2 separate regions of the Homo sapiens genome follow, and region 2 is linked to region 1. Evidence: read pairs that join two places in POLR2A ChIA-PET (ENCODE). Cell type or tissue: A673. All regions are shown on one strand. Links, peaks and the distances in the headings refer to the core of each region. The heading gives the core; the rest is flanking DNA.

What was found. Peaks named below come from ENCODE experiments on the same cell type or tissue, not always from the same donor. Only the 100,000 strongest peaks of a DNase experiment are listed, where the experiment ranks them.
Region 2: POLR2A ChIA-PET joins it to region 1 with 8 read pairs; 4 of 35 experiments call an interaction of 5 or more read pairs at or near these places.

Annotation. Positions count from the first base shown.
Region 1 is chr9:70,624,868-70,636,101 of GRCh38, forward strand. It overlaps TRPM3 (transient receptor potential cation channel subfamily M member 3), which reads right to left. Exons shown (of 26, transcript NM_001366145.2): 12 at 10,344-10,394; 13 at 615-650; 14 at 324-464. Among named protein-coding and RNA genes, the nearest start is that of MIR204, 180 kb to the right of the region's middle. In A673, for the core only: CTCF peaks have their summits at 4,395 (motif pointing right) and 4,594; DNase peaks (open chromatin) are centred at 5,834 and 6,254.
Region 2 is chr9:70,571,214-70,582,447 of GRCh38, forward strand. The region is part of intron 22 of TRPM3 (transient receptor potential cation channel subfamily M member 3); the gene reads right to left. It also overlaps the pseudogene RN7SL726P. Among named protein-coding and RNA genes, the nearest start is that of KLF9, 160 kb to the left of the region's middle. In A673, for the core only: no CTCF peak of the experiment used is centred there; no DNase peak of the experiment used is centred there.

The DNA.
Region 1 (11,234 bases), core at 3,886-7,885:
ATGGATTAAATATTTTTAGAGTCTCCATTTAAATTTCTAACATGGTAAATAAACACCAATAGGTAGAATTCCCATAGATAAAAGCTCCTTGAGGTTCTCAACAATTTTTAAAGGTATAAAGACCCAAAACCTGGAAAACTGCTGAGTTTAATAATCTCAATGATAAGATTAATTTGAATTTCATTACTTTTCTTTGATTGTTTAGGTTCACTCTCAGCGCAATTTTCTGATTTTAATTCCCCTTGGAGACAAAGAAGCCACAACCCAAATCCCATACACCCTAGTCCTCCCAGGAAGGGCCCCGAATTTGCAGCCAGCCTCACCCTCTTGGGGCCGAAGAGGTTGTGGTAGAGGGTCCGGAAGCGCTTGCGCGTGTAGTTGCAGCGATAAGCCCCGCCCATCAGGTACTCGATCACCAGGCCGATGTCAATCAGGCTGATTCTGTAGTCTGGGGGCAGGTTCCCCTATCAGGGTAGAATGAAACAAACAGACAAATCCAAAAGACAACGTGGTTTACTAGGGATTCTACTTCACGTATTCTGTAACTAGAGTAAAAAAAAAATAATGAAAAAAGAAACATATGAATGTATTATTATGCTGGTTAATTAATTCACCTTAAAATAGATCCAACCGAAACCTGGATACTCTCGCTTGGAAAGAAGACATAAGTTAAATAAGAAGATGCAGTAATCGTCGGCAATAATAGAAAATCAAAATATTTATTCAAGTCTTCAGCTGGGGAGAAAAAAACACCAGTGTAGAAGAAAGAAACACAAGGCTAGACAGGGCAAATGCTATCACTCCCAGGCACTAGGAACTAGGTTTCCCCAGATGCTCCCCAAGCCCGCATTTCTGCCTCTGACCCAGGCCTGTTACCACTCTCTTGATATCATTTGGTTTCTACCACCCTTTAAAGGAAGACTCCTTTCAGAAGATGAGTGTCATTACCAGAGCCTCCATCAGCTGGGATTTTAGGACTCGGGTCTCCTTTAATACAAAACCTCTATCCATAATTTTAAAAAATTGACACTTTTTTCATAAAAGAAGAGCAATATTTAGGGAGGGGATTTTGGGTGTCAGAATGAGGTTGTATATGAACATCCCTTGCATTTAAAGAGAAGGGGGAGAGAAATTGGAGGAGACATTTTTATCAATGGAGTATTTATTTTTCTAGAATTAAGGAGATTTTCATTTTTTCTTTTAAAGAGAGTAACATTTCTTAAAGATCTAGAGTTATGGTGTCTTTTTTAGCTGTTTGCCATCTATACATGCAAAAATAGTAAAGATTTTCTTATTATTTACTCACTACTGCTTTCTACTTCTAAAGTTTAGGTTCTTAAGAAAATTTTTGCTGTTAGGTCAAGGGAGAGTTAGTTCCATTTGTGAGAAAGTCTGAGTGCATAGTGAATTCCAAAGGTCATGATTAATCCACTCTCACTGCCTGGTGTAGCTCCTTCTTGCGGGAGAGCGCTCTATACCATGAATGGCTGGGTGTCACACTGCTTAGGAAGCCTCATGCCCTTAGATCTATTTGGGACAGACACAAGGGGCTCCATCCACTTTTGTCCTTAATGAAGGACCCACCCAGGATGCTGTGTGAGATTTCTGCCACTTCACAGAAGACGTGCATTATGTATAGTGGTGGTTTTCCAACTTTGGTGGCATCAGAATACCCTGGGGAACTTGGTGACATTACAAACGGCTGGACTTTGTCTCACCTACTTCAATGTATCGGGGCCTCTGTGGCCTTTCCTAGCTCCTCAGGTGATTCTGATGCACACTCAAGTTTGTCAAACTGCTTGTCTACTCAGTAAGTTTCTGGTGGTAGTGGTAGATTAGGCAGCAGAACTGGGAAATTCATAGTGTCAAAAGTTAATTGCTTTCAGTCAGAAATTAATTAAAATTTTTTTGCTAACCTGAGGGTAGGTTTTCAGTTGTCCTTACTCAGCTTTTCTATGGGCAACTGTATCCATTTGAAGGTTTTGGGATTCAGGATTAGAGGTATCCCGCTGCATCCTATCATTAAACCTATAGCTTTACATGTTTCTTGTTTGATTTATCTTTATATCCTGAGAGCCTCTTATAATATGCCTGGCATATGGTGGGCACTCAGAGTGTTTTTGTTGAAAATGTAAACCAGTAAAACAGTGAAATTAATTGATGTTGTTGGGATCAAGTCTGGGTTTGGGTTTTTGAGTATTATGTTCTCAGTAACAAAACCAAGTAGCCACAATCTTGTTAGTCATCCCTGGTTGGAATAGCCCTAGTTCACTATGGAAATTTGCTCTGAAATACAGGTAATGCTGTATCTGGAATTCAGTGGCTATCCTCAATGGAGTGAGAACAAATAGATAGTAATTGAAGCACCAGCCTCAGGCATATAAGACTCCATTGCTGCTTTTTTTTTTTTTTTTTTTTTTTTGAGACAGAGTTTCACTCTTGTTGCCCAGGCTGGAGTGCAATGGCGTGATTTGGGCTCACTGCAACCTCTGCCTCCTGGGTTCAAGTGATTCTCCTGCCTCAGCCTCCCGAGTAGCTTGGACTACAGGTGTATGCCACCATGCCCAGCTAATTTGTGTATTTTTAGTAGAGACAGGGTTTTGCCATGTTGGCCAGGCTAGTCTCGAACTCCTGACCTCAGGTGATCCTCCCGCCTCGGCCTCCCAAAGTGCTGGGATTACAGGTGTGAGCCACCATGCCCAGCCCATTGCTGCTTTTTAGACTTCTTGCTGTCCCCAGAATTAGCTCCCACCCCATCCCACTGTGTTCTACCTCTCCCTTGGCTTGGGGTACATGGTAGGCTTGGGCATCTAACTGGAGCCAGCCAGGCAAAATGGGGCTGTGTGAAGGGCATCATATATGAGGTGGAACATTTTGAGACACAGACCCCTTCCGTCCTTGACCTTGGCCCTCCACAGCCTAATCTGGCATCCATTTGATGAGCTGAATAGTCCCCTCACAAAAATGACCTCTACCCTCCTCAGAATTTCAAAATCTCCTTTGTTTGAAGATTATCTTTATCCATCTAACTGAATCAGCAAGCTAAGCTATCCTCAGGCTAAAAAAGACCAATTGTCTGACTTCTTTATGCAAAGCATGGCAAAAAATATTAAAAAGGGAGCTCAGAGAAAGTTTTAAGATAGTAACTTTTCATGTATTAGCCTTCCCATAAAACTAAACTGAGTTTAAAAATAGTACTAATGCAACCACTTTTCTCCATTATTTTGGGGCAGGCTAACAAGGCCACAGTTTCTGTATCCTTTGGCTTTCCTGGACTGTTAGGCGAGGCTGTTATTTAAAGAGTAGAAGAGTCTCAGAGACTGGACTGGCCTGGGTAAGCCTCATTCATAGCCACAGGGCTCCTATGGGGATGACCGCCCGAGGATGCCCACCCATCGTGTCATTTTCCCTGGCAGGGTGAGGAGGAAGCACACCAGTTTCCAGTCAGCTGCCCCGGGCTTCTATCTGTCCTTTGGCCAGCAGACACTTTCCCTTAAGCTCTCAGATTTCTTTCCAGTGAAAGGGGTTTGCACTCCATGGCCTTTATGGTCTGCAGTGTTCAAAGGCCAGGTTTCAGGAAAATCCTCAAAGGACTTTTTGTGATGCTATAAAAAGGCAATCAGAGCAGATCTATAAATTTGTGCCTAGTTTTAATCTTGTAGGAATTCAAAAAATTTTAAGTGTGGGCTCACACCTGTAATCCTAGCACTTTGGGAGGCCAAGGTGGGTGGATTGCCTGAGCTCAGGAGTTTGAGACCAGCCTGGGCAACATGGTGAAACCCCGTCTGTACTAAAATACAAAAAATTAGTGGGGCATGGTGGCATGCACCTGTAGTCTCAGCTACTCAGGAGGCTGAGGCAGAATCGCTTGAACCCGGGAGGCAGATGTTGAAGTGAGCCGAGATTGCACCACTGCATTACCATCTGGGCGACAGAGCAAGACTCTGTCTTAAAAAAAAAAAAAAAAAAAAAAAATTAAAATGTGGGTAATACCAAGCCTAACACCTATGTATTTTGCTTTGAGAAACTTAGGTGTAAGCATCAGTTAGAATTCTAAAAATAAGACACCAATATTGCTTGAAGACCAATACTGAAAGGGAATATTTATGCTTTCAAGGTGTCTTTGGGAGTTGTCAGGAAAGTGATTATAGTAAAATTCAAAATCAATAAACATTTAAGGGGCAAATAGAACATTTTTAGAAAATGGCTATATCCATAAAGGACTTTTAGCGGTATATATTGGCAAGCAAGCAGGTGCTGGGATCGTCTCATATAAAGCTTGATTCTTTCAGAATGATTTATGTTTGGTCAGCCCTGAAGGAGGATAAATGATTCTGTGACCAGTGCCGGGGGGGGGGGGGGCCTGCGTTCTGTTTGACCACAAGGGGGCGATATTCACCTAACCGAAGCCAATGAGAATTCCTCCCTTCCCAGCAGCATTTTCCTGCCTCTTCCGTTTTTTGTTTTGTTTTGTTTTTTTCTTTTGAGACGGAGTTTCACTCTTGTCGCCCAGGCTGGAGTGCAATGGTGTGATCTCGACTCACTGCAACCTCCGCCTCCCGGGTTCAAGTGATTCTCCTGCCTCAGCCTCCAGTGTAGTTGGGATTACAGGCATGTGCCATCATGCCAGCTAATTTTTTTGTATTTTTAGGAGAGATGGGGTTTCACCATGTTGGTCAGGCTGGTCTCGAACTCCTGACCTCAGGTGATCCACTCATCTCGGCCTCCCAAAGTGTTGGGATTACAGGCATGAGCCACCGCTATAAAACATGTATGGTATATATATGTTTTATATGTACTATAAGGCCATATAAACAAACCCAGAGTGGATGAAGGATTAGGCGCTAAGGAATGAGTCAGATGCTCTCCTGTAAGTGATATTTGGAGGAGTGAAAATTTAACAAGTAATGTGTTTGCATTCAGCCTGCAAGGCTGGATCTCATCTGTTTCTTCACAGAGATTTTAGGGAGCAAAGAAGTTAGGGAATTACTTTTACCTTTCTTACTAGGAAGAGTGGAAACCTTCTTCGGGAGGAAGAAATCGGTTTTATAACATGAATAAAATTGAGTACAATTTAGGCCCCTTGGGATAGGTGTCCTGCGTGGACTCTGAGGGGGATGGCAGCCTCAGTGCATGATACTAAGCTGGGCCAATGGCCTTGACCACTGGGACCTGTGGATGTCACAGATGATGCATTTGCATTGCTTCTCCTAGGATGGGTATTGCCAGGTAGAGGGGAACTTATGGATACTCATTCAGGAGCAGCCAGCAACATGACCCCATAGAGGAAACAGCTCTGGGTTGGGCCATGGTCCTGACCCCAAGTGACCCTGGCCAGATCACTTCCTGTCTCTGTACCTCGGTTTATGCTGTGAAAATAGGTGGCTTGGACACAATAACTTCTAAGATTCTGTCTATTTCTAAAAATCCAACTGTATGACCACTACTTGGCAGGCTGTTCTTACTCCTTTCGGCCCACTGGCCAAAGACCCTGTTCAGAGCTTCCAAGGTTGATGTAGCTTCCAGTGATCCCCTGGAGTTTGGTTAGTGGAACCAGAGGCTTGTAGACAAGGGATGGTAAAAGGATAGATGGGGATGGGGTGGTGCTCAGTGCATCCAGCTCCTCTGGAAAAAGCAGAGAAGGTGAGCAGTACCTCACATGCCAACAGGTAAAGTCCAAACACCTTCTGGAGGAGACTTCCTTTGCTTGGGTCCTTTTCAAATTAGAAGTCAAAAAGGATACTGGAGGAACAGTCATTCTGCCTGCTGTTTCTGTTCTAGCACTTCCCCCTCCCCCTTCGGTAATGACTTTGGTAATTGGTAAAGCCTGAACTATTATTTCCCATTTCATGCCTTAACAGTGGGAGGTCATGTGATTCAAGTAATTTGCTAGACAGGCTTGGGTTCTATGAGTAGGTACGATTTGACAACTTGAAAATGTTGTCTTCTTTTTTCATGCTATGAACTGCTAACCTGAAGCTAAGGTTTACTTCGTGCCATGCATAAGGAAACCTTTTAATTAAAAGCATAGTTTAAATTCACTTATTAGATCTGCTCTTCAAAATGGTTGGGGTTTTTCAGATGTCAGCTCACCATATCACTATCAGATCTCAACTGTTTAGGAAAACTGTCTTCCTTTGAAACTCATAACAAGCCTTCAAAACAAGATTGGTTCCTTCTGAGATACATAAGATATAAAATGATTGCGGTTGTCAGGTTTACCAAGGAAGTGTGAAGAAAAGACTCCCCTGGGACAGCTTGTATAATAAAGAAAAGTGGACTGCAGTTGGTGTGAGTAATCACCCGGTAGGGGCTTCATCTGGTGAGAGCTCAGGGGAAAAGAGGACATCACCCCAATGTACAGCCCCTTAACATGGCAATATATCGGGCAACCAATCCTCTGAAATATAATAATGCTTTTGCAAATTTCCATGCATTTAGCAGATGGGATTATGCAAATGTCCTTTCCTTACCCAAAGTGTGTCTGAAATGCCTTTTTTTTTTTTTTTTTTTATTCTGAAAAGCTCTGGGTCTTAATTCCCATGTAAATGAACTTTAAATTATCATAATTTCACCACTACTTCCACATAACACTCAAATAGCATCCTCTTTTGGTGGGGAAGGATAGTATAGGTAATTTGAAGTATTAGCACATTTAAGAAAGGAAAAAACTACTTTAAAACGTACAGAGGCACAAAGTGAGCAGACAGCTACTAAAATGGCAGGTTATATTCCACAGAAAAGCAGACAGACTTGGGCCACTCTGGTTTAATATGAGAGCATTGGTACATTCAATGGATTTATGCATGAAAATAGTTCAGGGAACTGGGTTGGTTTAAAACAATTTAAATTTCTGATTAATGCTGAAGTGCCACTCTTTTTACCTCATTGCTCCTAGATTGTTCCCTTGATATAAATAATTTGAGATTTCAAAACAAGCTTGGGAGCAATTCCCCACATTCAGTTCTGTTGGTCTCAAAGAAGAGGTAAACTGGAGATGTCATGCTGATTGACTTATGATGGTCTGATAATTCCTCAATGCATTCCTTTGGTTCTTAAGAGTTATTTACATATAGTTTTACAGATGTATTATCAAACACTATGCTTAAGGTCTAGGACTGTGTTCCTAACTCATGAATAGCGTTTTGTACCAGAGTTAATAACTTATTCATTAATTTTGTCCAGGTTAAATATATATGCACACATATATTTCCCCCCATAATTGTAAAGAAGAAAGCACACATTAATTATTATTATTTTCTTTAATTTTGAAAATTGCTTTAAGTTCCCAAGATTTTCTTAGCATTTTAACTCTAGTTTTGTAGCCTTTGATTATCCTATTGGCCTAAATTGCTAGAAGTCACTTGAAACCACCTGAAAGTCACCTGAAACCACCTGAAAATTGCTGAAAGTCACCTGAGAAAGTTGTGCACCAATGTTAACTTCTCCCTTATTCACTTCTTCCCCAAACACAAAACAAACAAAAGTCTTCATTTTCAGCTCCCTTAATCCATATAACATAAAATGTAGGCCTTGTGACTCCTGTGACTACCATTGTTCATCTTTCTTGCTCTCCCATCATCAGATACTTACCTTAGTCCTGGAAATAATGCATTCTGCATTTCCTGCTTCTACTTTTTCCCAAGGGAAGAAATTAAACATTGGCTTTCTGTGTCTCCCTGTCTTATTGGCAGTCTCTTTTTCCAGGTAAAAGGATAAATTATTTCTAGACCAGTTCAGTACTATTCTTGGTCATTTGTTATCATTTTTTCCAGTTACTAAATTTGCAAGTAAATGGTAACTGCATGCTTATATAATGATTTTCTTGCTCTAATATTTGGATCATACTTAAAAGGAAAAAAAAAAGCTGCTTTTATTCCTTCTTCCTCCCAAATTCTTACCATCCTGTTCTTTCTTGTTAGTCTATATTATTTTTCAGGTACATCTTTAGCTGAGAAGCTACAAAAAACCCTACCTTAGAGATACTTTACATGCCTTCTAATCATACAAGTGACGTGAGCAAATGCAAAAGGCAGCTCAAGGGATTTCAGAAAAGAGAAAACAATATTGCAAAGCAGAGTCCTATGGGGAAAAGAAAGTAATGAGAGGGATTTTAATAATTTATACTCAGTGAAATCTAACTGCAAAAATCCCTTTGAAAATTAGACAAGACCTTATTGCTGGGAGGCTGGGTCATTGAATTGGATGAGCGACTCTTTTTAAAGGTTTGGGTTGGTGATGACTGGGATTGAGGGACAAAGGCATAGCTGTCTCTTTAGAAAACCTCACAATTCCTTCAGGGACAGAGATTAACTTAAGGTGAAGGAGAGAATACTCCAAGTCATTACTTTAGAAAAACTCAAAACATTTGGTTGAACATGAGCAACAACTATCTCTCTGAAGAAGACACATCGAATGTGTCTACTTCTACTCTTCTGAGTTTAGTTTTCAGGCAATTTTAAGCCAGGATGAATTAGACAAAACCGGAAGGTTCAAAGGAAAGAGAAATGGGTTTGTTGAGGGTAGATCTACTACGATGGCATGGAATGGGTAGACCAGTGAAAGACACAATCTCAGGAAAGTGGTTGTTGAGTTGGGAGTACAGATTGCATAGTGTTTTCCCCTCTTGTTTTGAAAAAACTACAGGCTTCACCCACTCAAGTAGATGAAAAATCCTTCATTAAGGTGGTATAGAGATGGGAGGAAAGTTTGCAAGGGCCAAAGGATGGAGATTTTGATTTTCTGTGTGTTATTTTTATATCCTTTACTCATTCTTAGCAAAGATCCAGCAGGTGAATAGGTACATTATAAGTAGCCCCAAGGCCTTTGCTTGGCCTTTCAAAGGAAAAATAAAAAAGTAGTTACAGGATGCCTAAGGGCAATTCTAGCCAATCACTTCCTGTGAGATGAAGAAATCATACTGTATTTTTGACTTCACTTTGTAGGTTTCTCTGAATATGTCCTGTGGACTTTGGTGAAGAATTGTTACCAAGTGGCGATAGTGGGCAAATGTGTGCATACATGTATGGGCACATAGGTAAGGGGCGGGGGCAGTGCCATCTTCTGTTTTATTTTTTGGAATTAAAACATCACTTTCTGGGATGGATTTAAGGGTTCAGAACTCAAGCTACCTCTGAAGGAGATAATATGGGGCAAAAGAACAACCACTTGGCTAAGATTAAACAGAATCTCCCTATACTTCATTCTTCTTGTCTTTAAGTGGGAATAAAACTGTATTATAATAATAAAATAATAATTTTTTGATGGAATCTCACTCTGTTGTTCAGGCTGGAGTGCAGTGGCACGATCTTGGCTCACTGCAGCCTCCACCTCCCGGGTTCAAGTGATTCTCCTGCCTCAGCCTCCCAAGTAGCTGAGCTTACAGGCACACACCACCATGCCAAGCTAATTTTTGTATTTTTAGTAGAGACAGGGTTTCACCATGTTAACCAGACCAGGCTGGCCTTGAACTCGACCTTAGGTGATCCACCCACCTTGGGCCTCCAAAGTGCTGGGATTACAGGCATGAGTCTCTGTGCCTAGCCTATAATAATAAAATAATAATTCTATTTCATAGAATTGTTGTGAAGATTAAATGAATTAAGATGCACTGAAAGTATGCAGCAATGCTGTGCACCTAGTCATCACTAGCTCATGACTATTATTATTTTATCATTATTAATAAAATGAACTGAACTTTAAACCTAGCTCTTCACTAAATGCCAATATAGCTCTCATCTCCTTGTAGTTCGGCTTCCTCATCTGTAAAATGAAAATAATTCTACCCGATCCATACCTACCAACATTTTTTTCCCATCTAATGAGATGAAAAGTGTGAAAAAATATTCTGGAAAAAATAGAATGTTAGAAGAATGGAATGCATATTTATGTTTTAGTCCCTGTTTTTAGAAAATTTGGAGCTATGCTTACTACACTCTATGTAATGCTAGATGTGACATTGTATCAGGAGCTGGTGAATGAAGATTTACTCTTGTGGTCAGTCAGGCAGCTCCCCAAACAGTGAGGGGCATATGGAAAAATACAGGTATGGCATAAATCCACTTGGCACGGGGAAAGCCAAGAGTTCCGCTACCCAAAAGCATTATGTCCACCAAAAGCATCTAAAAGCACGGCGATTGGAGATAACACCACAGCTGCATCATGAACAGAAGCATCAGAGTTAAAAGACACATACACACACACACACACACACACTGTTCTGAAATGAGTGGCGCCTGATAGGGACAGGAATACTCTGGCAGCTCATGCAAAACAGAGGCACTCTCTAATCACAGGAAGCAGTCAAGACAGGGCCTCCGACCTGCAGTCGAGAGGGTTCTTACCTTTTTGACATCCCTGACCAAGTGGTACAATGTATTTGAGGGCCCATGTCTCTGAAAACAATAAAGAAGAATCAAACAGTTTTGCTAGTCAGGGGCTCTGGTTGGCAAGACAAGAAGGATCTAGAAGGAAGGGTGCTGGCTGGTGGAGGGCAGTTCATTAAGATGGACCTTGTTCTAGTTGCTCAGTGTATCTGCCTTTTCTTTCTTTCTTTTAAATTGTCCCCATTTGCAGATGAAAAGCTTTGTCAGTGATTTTTTTTTTTTTTTTTTTTTGATACAGGGTCTTCTGTTACCCAGGCTGGAGTGCAACGGCATAATCACAGCTCACTGCAGCCTCGAACTCTTGGGCTCACCTTAGCCTCCTGAGTAGCTGGGACTACAGGTACACAACACCATGCCTGGCTAATGCTTTTGATAAAATTTTTTTTTTTTTAAAGATGGGGGTCTCACTATGTTGCCCAGGCTGGTCTTGAATTCCTGGCCTCAAGCAATCCTCCCACCTCAGCCTCCCAAAGTGCTGGGATTATAGGCATAAGCTACCATACTGGCCATACCTGTTTCTTCTAAACAAACACGTTGGCAGATTTTTGAATTGTATTTCCTCAAGCAAATGTATTTGAGATTCTAGGTTCAAACTTTGTAAGGGAGGTTGTCAACTCTGTTGACAGCTAGGCCAAAATATGATGGAAGAAGCCAGTTTTGCAGCCGGGGGCTGGGATGAGGGTGGGAGAACAAAAGGACCCATTGACCGCACTGGAAATACACTTGGGCATTCTGCCATCACAACTTGTTTATTACCCATCATGAATGAGAAATTGTCCAAGAAAAGGGTTGGCCAACTTTTTCTGTAAAAGGCCTGAGAGTAAATTAGACTTTGTGGGTCACACGGTC
Region 2 (11,234 bases), core at 2,254-6,253, 55 kb before region 1:
TTCAAGTCTTAGCTCTGCCGTTTACTAGCTGTGTAACCTTTGGCAGGTCACACAAGCTCCCTGGGCCTCAGTTTCTTCAATTATGAATTAGGTAATAATTACAGCTACCTTAAGAGTGTTGTTGTAAAGATAAACGAGTTGTTGCTGATATGTGTAAAGGTTTTGCACAGCGCCTGCCACTCTGTAAATCCTGACCATTTCTGCTGGAGGCCCTGTACCTTGGAGGCTCAGAGTCCAGGTTTCTGAGCCGCCTGCCAGGGTTCTAAGTCCAACCCCGCGTCTCAAATAGTTGTACCTCTTAGGCAACTTACCAATTAAGTTAAATGTGAACCATATGCACTTTTTGAGAGTAGACCATTTTTGACTTACAAAAAAGGTAGTTTCATAGGGTTCCACAGAATACATAGGTATATTCTCTGTGCCTCATTTTCCTTGCCCATTAAACATAGGGGCAACAATCCTATCTTGTAGGATTGTTGTGGGGATTAAATTAGTTAGTATTATTCACAACACATGTAGGACAGTGCTTGATATGTAGAAAGCACTATGTAAGTATTTGCTATTATTATTTTTATGACCCTCACATCTCTTTACTACTTGACCACCTAAATTTTTCTCAATAATAGCCTGTTTATTGATCCTTCTCTTTGCTTCTGTCAGAGCAGAAAGAGGCTTCTGCTTTTTGTGTTGCCAGCAATGTCTCTCTGCCCCCTTGAAGCCTGATTGACTTTGTCCCCTTCTTTTTCTCCATGTCCATCTTGACTGTTGGCATTTGCATACTCACTAAGGACACAGTGCTTTACATTAGCTGGCAGTGGTTCCCGGACGTCTTTGTCTTCTTTACATATTGACCCTGGAGTGTGAGGGCCCAGGAAAGATACAATATTTCTTCCCAGTTACTTGTGTGTGTGTGTGTGTGTGTGTGTTTCCCACATGATGGTGATTTTAAATCTTTAGAAAAATTCCTTATGTTCAAATGTGGAATTCGTAATGCTTTCCTATGCTTTTTGTCAAAAACAGACTTTTAACAAACTTAAATAATTTTAGATTTGTAGAAAGGTTGCAGAGTTAGTACACAAAATTCCTGTTCTGTATATTCTTTACCCAGTCTCCGTTAATGCTAAAGTCTTAAATAACCACCTATATTTGCCAAACCTAAGAAATTTACATTCATAAGTTACTGTTTGTACATTACTATTAGCTAAACTCCAAACTTGATACAAATTTCATTAGTTTTCCACTAAAATTCTTTTTCTCTTCCAGGATCCTACATTGTGTTTTATTATCATTCTTCTTAGTTTCCTCCGGTTGTTGACAGTTCTACAGTCTCTCATTTTTTATGACTTTGGCACTTAGTGTTGAGGAGTACCGGACAGATATATTTTGTAGCATGTCACTCAATTTGAGTTTGTCTGATTTTTTTTCTTCTCATGATTAGACTAGGGTTATGGGTTTTTGGAAAAAAATCACAAAGATGAAATGCCCTTCTTTTTATAACATATCAGTGAGTAAACAATACTAAGATGAGTTCTCACTGGTAATGTTAACTTTGATAACTCTCTCCACCATTTACAAAATACATTTTTTAAACATAGAATTCTCACATGTTAAGGTTACCAAGAGACCATCTAAAGACAGTAAGTAACTAGATTTCTAAAATTGCAGCATTTTAAAGCCCTGAACGGGCTTGTTCAATTGTTCTCAATCTTCTCAGCCCTAACATTTCTTTTTAATAATAACTATTTCCTATTCTTCCTTCATTCTTCAGAAGTGAAATTTATAGATGGTATAATTTATCTGTACATGTAGTCATAGAAGAATCAATATAATGTCCTAATTTTAAATAAACGAGAAATTAAAGGAACATAATTTATAATAAAATAATTATTTCAATATATAAGTGTTCAGACACAACAATTCCAGAAGCCATAGTGAAGTGGTCAGATGCTTACACCTAAATGAAGAACTTCCATGAATAAGACAGACACAAATGCAGACAGATGTGAGGCTCAAATACAATGAGGAACATTGTCTTTGGTGAGTTGATTTTCCAAAATGTTGAACAACTCATGAGAAAGTTCCAAAGCAAACAAAATACCATCTCCCTTGATTTTCATGGTGGTTTCATTCCTGGAAAAATTCACAGCTCATTAAAAACATGCAAAAATTTGTGTATTTAAATGTAAAATGGAGTTAGGCTCAGATAATTATAACCAGGTTTTTCACCTATGTGAATGTCTGCTGGGATAGCAGAAAGCTGTGTGGACAGAGAACAATGCTTCATTGTGGGAGTGTCCTGTGCACTGCAGGTTACACACACAGTCTGGGCTCTAACCTCTCAATGTCAATGATGCCCCTAATCAGGGAGGGCAAGCAAAAACAATCAGGGAGGGCAAAAAACAAAAAACAAAAAAACCAAAACAAAAACCTTGAATTTCCAAGGTAAAGTTTCCCAAAAAAAAGGTAAAGTTTTCAAAAAAAAACCCTTGAATTTCCAAGGTAAAGTTTCCAAAACATGGGGGCCATGCTGCCCATCAAGACCAGCACTGTTAGAGTTCAGGTCTAATCACTTCATCTCACAGTGAAGAACTGGGCTCAGGTCCTAACAGCCAGCACTTTAGGGCAAACAGCCTGGAAGCCAGCACTTTAGGGAAAACAGCTCCTAACCTGCAGGATCTGGTGTTTGTTGAGCCCTCAAAAAGGGTTCTGGTAACCCTTGGATTGATGCAGAAATGTAGCTTAAATCATGCAATTCATTTCACACACACACACACACACACACACACACACACACACACACTACCAACACCACCATGCTTGGATTGATTTAGAAATGTAGGTTAAATCAGCAATTCATGTCAGACACACACACGCGCGCGCACACACACACACACACACTACTAACACCACCACCACCATCATCAACAACATAATCATCAACTCAGTTTCTACACAAAATCCTTCACTTCTTAGTTTTCCCAGTGAATTAGGAGAACATTCAAATCCTTACACTGGCCTAAAAGGCCCTGCACAACTTGGCCCTGGTCTGCCTTCTCCAGCTTTATTCCCTACCATTCTCTCCTTGCACATCACACTTCCACCCTGCTGGTCTTCTCAGTTACTGGCAGGAGGAGTACCCTCCCCTCTGTCTCAGGACTTTGCACTGGCTATTTCCCCTGCCTGGGCTCTTTTCCTACTCTTTCCCTCGCAAATTCCTCCTTATTCTGCATAGCTTGGCTTGAAAGTCACTTCCTCAGAGAGCCTTTCTCTGAGTCCCAAATATGTCTCCTTGTTAGATGTTTTCATAGCACTCTGTATTCCTTCATCACATACTTAGCAGAGCTTATGATTAAGTATTTATTTGTGTAACTCTGGGTTTGATATCTGATGCCTCTACTGGGCTGTGAGCTCCCAAGGAGGCAGGAGCTTCATCAGTTTTTCTCATTACTAATCCCCATTACGCAGGAGAGTGCCTGGAACAGAGTTGTTTCCAAATATTTGCTGAATCCATGAATGAATGAATAATTAGGTTAGCTGCCCAGAATGACTTTCAGGCTGGCTGGCAGGCTGACACAATGGGAGAAACACAATCATGGTTTTTCATGATGAGCAGCAGCATAATACCTTGGTTCTGTTTTGCTGTGAAGAGAGAGAGGCATGCTATTTGAGACTGTTTATTTTGGCATAGTTGTTTCAGTGAGCTTGTTTTTTTCTTTTCTTTCTTTTTTTTTTTTAAATTTTTTTTCCCAACAGGGTCTCACTCTGTCACCCAGGCTGGAGTACAGTGGCACAATCACAGCTCACTGCAGCCTCAAACTCTCAGGCTCAAGCTATTCTTCCACCTCAACCTCTCAAGTAGCTGGGACCACAGGTGTGTGCCACCACATCCCGCATAATTTTTTTTTTTTTTTTTGTAGAGACAGGGTCTTCGTATATTTCCAGGCTGGTCTTGAACTCCTAGGATCAAACCATCCTCCCTCCTCATTTTAAATGAACATAAATGGAGCAGAGAAGCCTAGAAGGCACCTGGGTATTTGAAGTAGTGAAGGCTCCTGCATCTACCTGGAGCTGGCTTCCCCGCTGGAAGAAACAACGGCTTTGCAAATTTTAGCTTTATAGGGCTCACCCTTACATGTACCCTACTTCATTTTTTCCTACTGTTACTACTAATAACACCTTATCTCTAAGTAGCCTTTGACACTGTGCTGTTTGTTTCATTCTTTCCCAAATTTTGGTCTTTGGGTATCACTTTCATTAATTTGGCACATGACACATCACCAGTGCTATTATTTATTAACTTTTTTTTTCCTTGAATACATCCCACTCTGACACTGATGCACATTTTAGCTTCATCAAAAACAATAATATGCATGAATGTCTGATTATATTCATTTGGGCTTATCATATTCATTTGGAAAAAAAATGCTCTTTTTCTGGGCTGTGTTCTTGTGTGAGAGGAACACCAAGGACAACCTCCTTTCTGTCCTCAAACTGTTAAGAATATACCAAAGAACAGACAGTTTGAGTAACTTGCCCAAGGTCGCAGGGTTAGTAGAGATGACAGAACTGAGATTCAGTGTCTGGCTTCTGCCTCTGTCCTGGACTGTTCCTGTCACACTAACTCAAACCATTCTTAACTGAGTTCTCTACCCACACCAGGCACTCCATAACTATAAACTGTGGTTGGACTAATGATGGCTTCCAAAAGCAAACTCTTCTTCATGCTTTTTCTCTGAGTACATTATATTCTGTGCAATGCTGCTGGCATCTTGGGACAGTAGCTGCCTCTTTCCAACTTGTAATTTTCTGACCCATCTATGAGCCATGTCTCATTTGTATTACCAGGATGCCCCCTGTTTTCATGATGAATGCCATTTTGACATACTTGTAGAGACAGGTGAATCTCCTCATGGGCGGTACAATGTAGTTTTCATGGATATCTAATTTATCCATGATGGGTGATTTTGAGACTATCCAAGGTATCACCATATCAGTGTCATAGAAACCCTTCTGGGAAGCCTTCAATGGTGGAGGAAGCTCCCTTCCTGATTTCCTAATTCTGGAAACCACTGGTCTTTGGGTGATTCTCTATCTTCCTGACCATCAACCTTTGGCAGTGCACTGTGTCTTGAATAGCTGCAGAGTTGCCAATCCTGTTCTTAAATCCAGTTCTCATTTAGAATTAAACCACATACTTGAACACAGAAATTCCACCATGACATGCTACGCCAACTTGAGCTGCTGCTATAGATCTTCTTCTTCTTCTTCTCCTCCTCCTCCTCCTCCTCCTTCTTCTTTTTTTTTTTTTTTTGGTTTTCCCAGAGGGAGGCTTGCTCGGTCGCCCAGACTAGAGTGCAATGGTGCGATCTCGGCTCACTGCAACCTCTGCCTCCTGGATTCAAGTGGTTTTCCTGCCTCAGTCTCCCTAGTAGCTGGGATTATAGGCACCCGCCACCGTGCCCGGCTAATTTTTGTATTTTTAGTAGAGATGGGGTTTCACCATCTTGGCCAGGCTGGTCTCAAACTCCTGACCTCATGATCCACCCACCTCAGCCTCCCAAAGTGCTGGGATTACAGGCGTGAGCCACCACACCCGGCCGCTGCTATAGATCTTAAACTCCAATCACACTGGCATTTTTTTTGATCCTAGTTGAAAGCATCCAGACCATTCCTACCACATGGCTTTTTGCCCTTGCTGTTCTCTCTGTCTGGAATGTTCCTTCCCCAGCTCTTTTCATGCCTATTTCCATTATTCACATTTCAGCTCAACGTTATCTCTTCAAGCCCTTTCGCTGACCATTCTCTATAAAATTGTGTGCCCAAGTCCTTGCCGCAGTGACTCTTGATCCTGCTAGTTGGACTTATTTTCTCCCTGGCAGTTATGACCACCCCAAAGTATGCTGTTTATTTGTTGACTTACTGTTTCCACCGAACCCCACAGTAGATGTAACTGCTATGAAGTACATGCCAAGGCCTCTCTTGTTTACTGCTTTCTCTTTGCAATAAGTGGTTGCTAAGTAAATAAATGCATGATGTGGTCCAGGCACTGCAGTGAGGTATAGGGGAAAGTGCAAGGCTCTGGATTCCGATGGAAGCAGCCTTCTGTTCTAATGCAGAAGTTAAGAGCGTGGGTCTAGAAGTCAGATGGGCCTGGATTCCAATTCAGCCTCTGCCACTTTCTGGCTGTGTGCCTTCAACAAGTTCTTTAACCTCTGTTCTTCATGTAGATCACTAGTAAATCAGCACTAATGAGTCAGAGTGTATCATGTGCCTGGCCTGGTGCCAGCCACTGTAATAGCCTCTCAACAAATGTTAATTGACTTCCCTTTCCCTAGAAATGTCAGAAGAAACCCATGAAACCCAAGACATAGCTTTTGTAACACACTTGGTAGTTAATAGAGAATTCAGGCATCCCTGTATTCAATATAATCTGCTTAAGTACGACTGCCATACATTTTGCAAAAAGCAGTGACATTTTCAGCAGTTGGCTATCTTATGTAGACTCCTGATAGGGTTGATAATCTTAAATCCACAGGAAAGAATCCAGTCTTTTAGTGCATGACCTGTTTGATAGTGGTGTCCCCCGCCCTGTATATTCAATTACTTGCTGTAGAATAGAACCGCATGCACCATATATAGTTCCTTCGGTGCTTGAACATTATGTTCCTCAGGTGGCACGAGTGACTTTGAAGTACTTGTCAGCAACCGGCTTTCTTGTAACAGTACTGTAACCATTCAGTTCATAGTGACATTTTACTTCTGAAGCTCTTGTTCAGAATATTAAAAAGGGCACATAGCAGACTTCATCCCTTTGCTTCAAGGCCTGTGATTCTGTAAAGCTAGCCCATCAACTCAGGAGAGAGTCACTGGCCCCAGTGAATGTTTAAAACTGTTTTCAATTTGGTTCAGTGGTGTTAAGTTGATCAGTAAATATAACTATTGAATCTTATCATGGGGGGTTTGATTCCCCTTTGCGCTTTATCACAAATGGTGAGCTGGATTGATTGAACTGAACTATTTTGCCAGGATGTCTGAGATCACTCAGACCACTTTCTTTGTGAGTGCGTCATGGTGCTTTTGTATCCAAAAAAAAAAAAAAAAAAAAAGACTGGTGTCTCTCTTAGATGCAAACTTGAGAAGGGAGGTGTTGAAGTTTGCTAGACTCCACCTGGATTAGCAAAATATTTGTAAATTCTAAATCATAGGTTAAGGCCTCTGGGTTCTTCTTGTTCTTCATAGCAATGATAGCTTATTATGTCCAAAACTGGTGCCCAAGGGCATGGGACAAGATCTACTGGTGTTTGCCAAAAGGAGTCCTTCACGTTGACTGTTCAGACACCCTAAGTGCCCGATGTCCTAACTTGGTCTTTGGTCTGAAGACAGAGTGAGCAGAGCAGAGGGAGATGTCGTGAAACCCTGTAAGGGATGATCAATGGGGACCTGCAGCACTCTCTGCCTGGCTTTAGTTTGTGAGGACTTGGGGCCCCTTCAGATCTGTCCTTTAGGACTTCTTACAAGTTGAGGCAACTACATTGTGTCATCTCTTTCAGAAGCAATCAGGAGTTGAATTTTGGGTTCTGATAGGCCAGGTTTTCTCAATCTCAGCACATTGACATTTTGGGTGGGATAATTCTTTGTCTGGAGAAGATGTCCTGTGCATCAGGGGATGTTAGGCAGCATTCCTGGCCTCTACTGCTAGATGTTAGTAGCGCCCCCTGGGTTGTGACAACCAAAATACTTTCAGGGAGTGCCAAATGTCTCTTTGCTGGGTGGTGGTTAGGGGGTGCAACTGCCCCTGGTTGAGAACCAGTGAGATAGACCTTGACTATGAGAGATTATCTTGTGATCATAAGTAAGCATGTTTGAGAGTACTCAGCTCCTCTGGGCTGTCCTTGGGCCTTTCAGACCTTTGAGTTTCCTGGAGAATAGATTTTTATTTTTAGTTTTTTAGAGATGGAGTCTCGCTATGTTGCCCAGGCTGGAGTGCAGTTGCTATTCACAGGCGTGATCCCACGACCCATCAGCATGGGAGTTTTGGTCTGTTCCATTTCTAACCTGGACCACTTCACCCCTCCTTAGGCAACCTGCTGGTCCCTCCCTCCCAGGAGGTCACTACATTGATGCTAAACTTATTGTGGATGCCTGATCGACACAGCACACTATAACCCAGAACTCCTGGGCTCAAGTGGTCCTCCTGCCTTAACCTCACGAGTAGCTGTGACTACAGGTGTGCACCACCGTGCCCAGTGGGAATAGATTTTTTGATTTGGATGAACTAATGATAAGAAAAAAGTGAGAAAGGGTAGTATATAAATGCATTCATTCCTCTCCTCTCTTCCTTTCTCTCCTCTGTCTCTGTTAGTTTTCCAGAAGGGGAGAGATGGGGTTTGGAGGAGGAGAAACCTAGCTGAACTGAAAAAGCTGCAGCTAGGAAGCCCGTGCCCGCAGACTGAACTGAGGAACCTGAGGCTTGTAGAACTTCAGGTGATCCTGATATTCAAGTTCAGGCATCAGCAATTTACTGCAGGCAGCGTAGAAGACAGTGTTTGGAGGCAAACTGGGCATCTGCCAGGACCCTTGACAAAACTGCCATGTAGGCAAAGCCGTTTTGCCACCATGTGTCTTTGTGAAGCCTCCCCACACCCTGTCTCACTTTTCTTGCCCTCCAGACACTCAGTTGCCTCATGCTGGCTTCTGGCTGCTCAGGGTCCACCTCACGCATGCTGAGCCATCAGCTTCCACGTCACCTGCCCCCATTTCAACGCCCCTTCCCTGAATGCTGATTTCAGCTATTTTGGGGGTTGAGAGGAGCGATTCACATACTTCACATTAAGGCGAGAAGAGTCAGCAGGTTTAACCTGTTCAGGGAATGTTTTGACTCTTAAAAGAGAAGGTTGTTGCTCCTGTTTTAGAAGATATTTTGGAACAAAGGGCTTTTTTATGGCTTATCTAATTTCCCTGAAATGAGCATTATGGTTGCATATTTTCTAGCCATGATCTCCCCACTCTTCAGTGACACCTATGCATCCCATAAACTGAAGCTATACTTAAAAAGGGGCTCCACACAAGGCGACCTGCGAATTTCCAACAAGATCCAAATCCCTTAGCCTGACATATAAAGCCCTTTACAGCAATCTGCCTTACTAACCTCTTCTCCATTAATTCACTCAAGTAATGGTGGAAAAGATGAATACAGACCCTGGCCCCAACCCATCCCCAACCCCCACAATGCATAGAATCCAATAAGGGATACACACAAGAAATCAGACAAAAACAATATGGTGTCCACATCAACCCAGTGTAGATACAGAGGGCTTGGGAGTACCTCGGACACAGAACTAACCTAGAGGCTAGTTCCAGGCTGGCCCAGGGAGGACACCTCATATCTCCGTTCTCTCTGGCCCCCATATGCCCACACCAGGCATGCTCTGTCATGCCTCTGGTTTTGTACATAACAGTCCCTCTGTTTAGAATGCCCTGTCATTATCTGTCTGAAAAACTCTTAAAATCCTTTGTGATCCAGCTTAACTGTTACCTCCAGGAGACTTTCTCAGAGTGCATCTGGCCCGCCCTCCCTTTTCTCTTCCCCTTTTCCTACTGCTAAACTGTGTTCTTTCCTTTGAGCTAAGTCCTTACACAACACCTCTATGAAAATATATATCACGCTGATTTGTAATGTGTGTTTAGCTGTCAGTCTTCTTCAGCAACTTCCTTCAAAACTGAGGCAACAAAGTATGTCTTTTTAACTCCCATCTCGTGGCACAGAGCCTGGCACTTGAAGTGCTTAGTAAATGTCATTGAATGAATGAACCCATTCAAACTAGAATCTGGAAAATATTATAGCAGGATGTCTCCTTTATTCCTTTGTGTATTAGATTATGAGATATATACACAGAAGAGTCCATAAAACATATATGTCCAGTGTAAAATGAAAGCCCACGTAACCACAGCCTGGGCCAAGAAATAGCCCCTCTATCCTTAACTCACCAGTGGGTGTCATCTCCCTGAATTGAGTGTGTCACTAAGTTGAAGACTCAACATCCTGCATTTGACCTGAAGTTATTGGGGTCTTTTTCCAAGCAAGCACTCATCTTGAACCTTAGGCCTGATGTTCTAGATATCAAATATTTGGCTGAAAGCCAAGCAATTCAGTCAAACATCACTTGACAGACGTGGTCTGATATCTAGCCGCAGGAAGCGACTCGCTCCACTGGACAGTATCTTGCAAAAGATCTTGAGCATCTTCCTTTCCCTTACATATTGAGGTTGCAGGCTTATTTGGACTCTGTCACATCTGAGGAAAGGCAACTAATGTGTGAGCCTTGCTGGGATCATCTGCTAATAGTTAGCCTGTGTGGAGATCAGTCTATTTGTTGGTTGCTGTTAATACAGATCAATTAAAATCTTGCCACGTTATTCAGAAGGGGTGTACTCTGCTCTGCTTTGAGTGGAAATCAACCATCTGCCTTGCTGTGTTTGGTCAGAACACTGAGCCTTTGGAAAGGCCATAGTTACAGGATGCATGGCAACCACCGCCGGCATGGTGAGGCTCAGAGCTGGTGGGGCTGTCTGCATGGGCCTCAACTGGTCCTGCTGCTGGGCTCACACAGCTCTCTCTTCCTTCCTCTGCTGCCCTCAACAATCAAGGGCCAGCAGGTGGGCCAGTCTCCCTCCCTCCCTTCCTCCTTCCCTCCCTTCTTCATTCCTTCCCTCCTTCCCTCCCTTTTTTCCTTGTCTTCTCCTTCCTTTCTTCCTTCCTTCTCTCCCTCTTTTTCTCCCTCCCTTCCTTATAGCTGCCTAATCTCTGCACATATACTACAATCATGACTTTTTCAATAGATATTTCTTGAATGCAGCTGGAATTTTCTTCTTGAAAACAAAGTTAGCTAGCTACTTTCAGGAACTTAACTCTAGAATCCCCTTTGAGTCCACTTTCCTTTCTCACTCCTCCCCGCCTCCACCCTGTGCGTGTGTGTGTGTGTGTGTGTGTGTGTGTGTCATGAATCCATGATCACTACATTTAATTTAATCCACATTTTAAATTCCTTTATAACAAACATAGCTTCTTTTCATCATCTTGACTGACATTTCTGACACTTCAGCTTTTCTAGTTTCTTTATATGTAGTCCCTGAAATCTTTTTGTTTGCTTGATTGATTGTTTAAAGCAGATAACAACATCACTCTCTATCCTCTGCTTCAAGGAGTTTAATTCATGCATCAACTATTTTCTGAG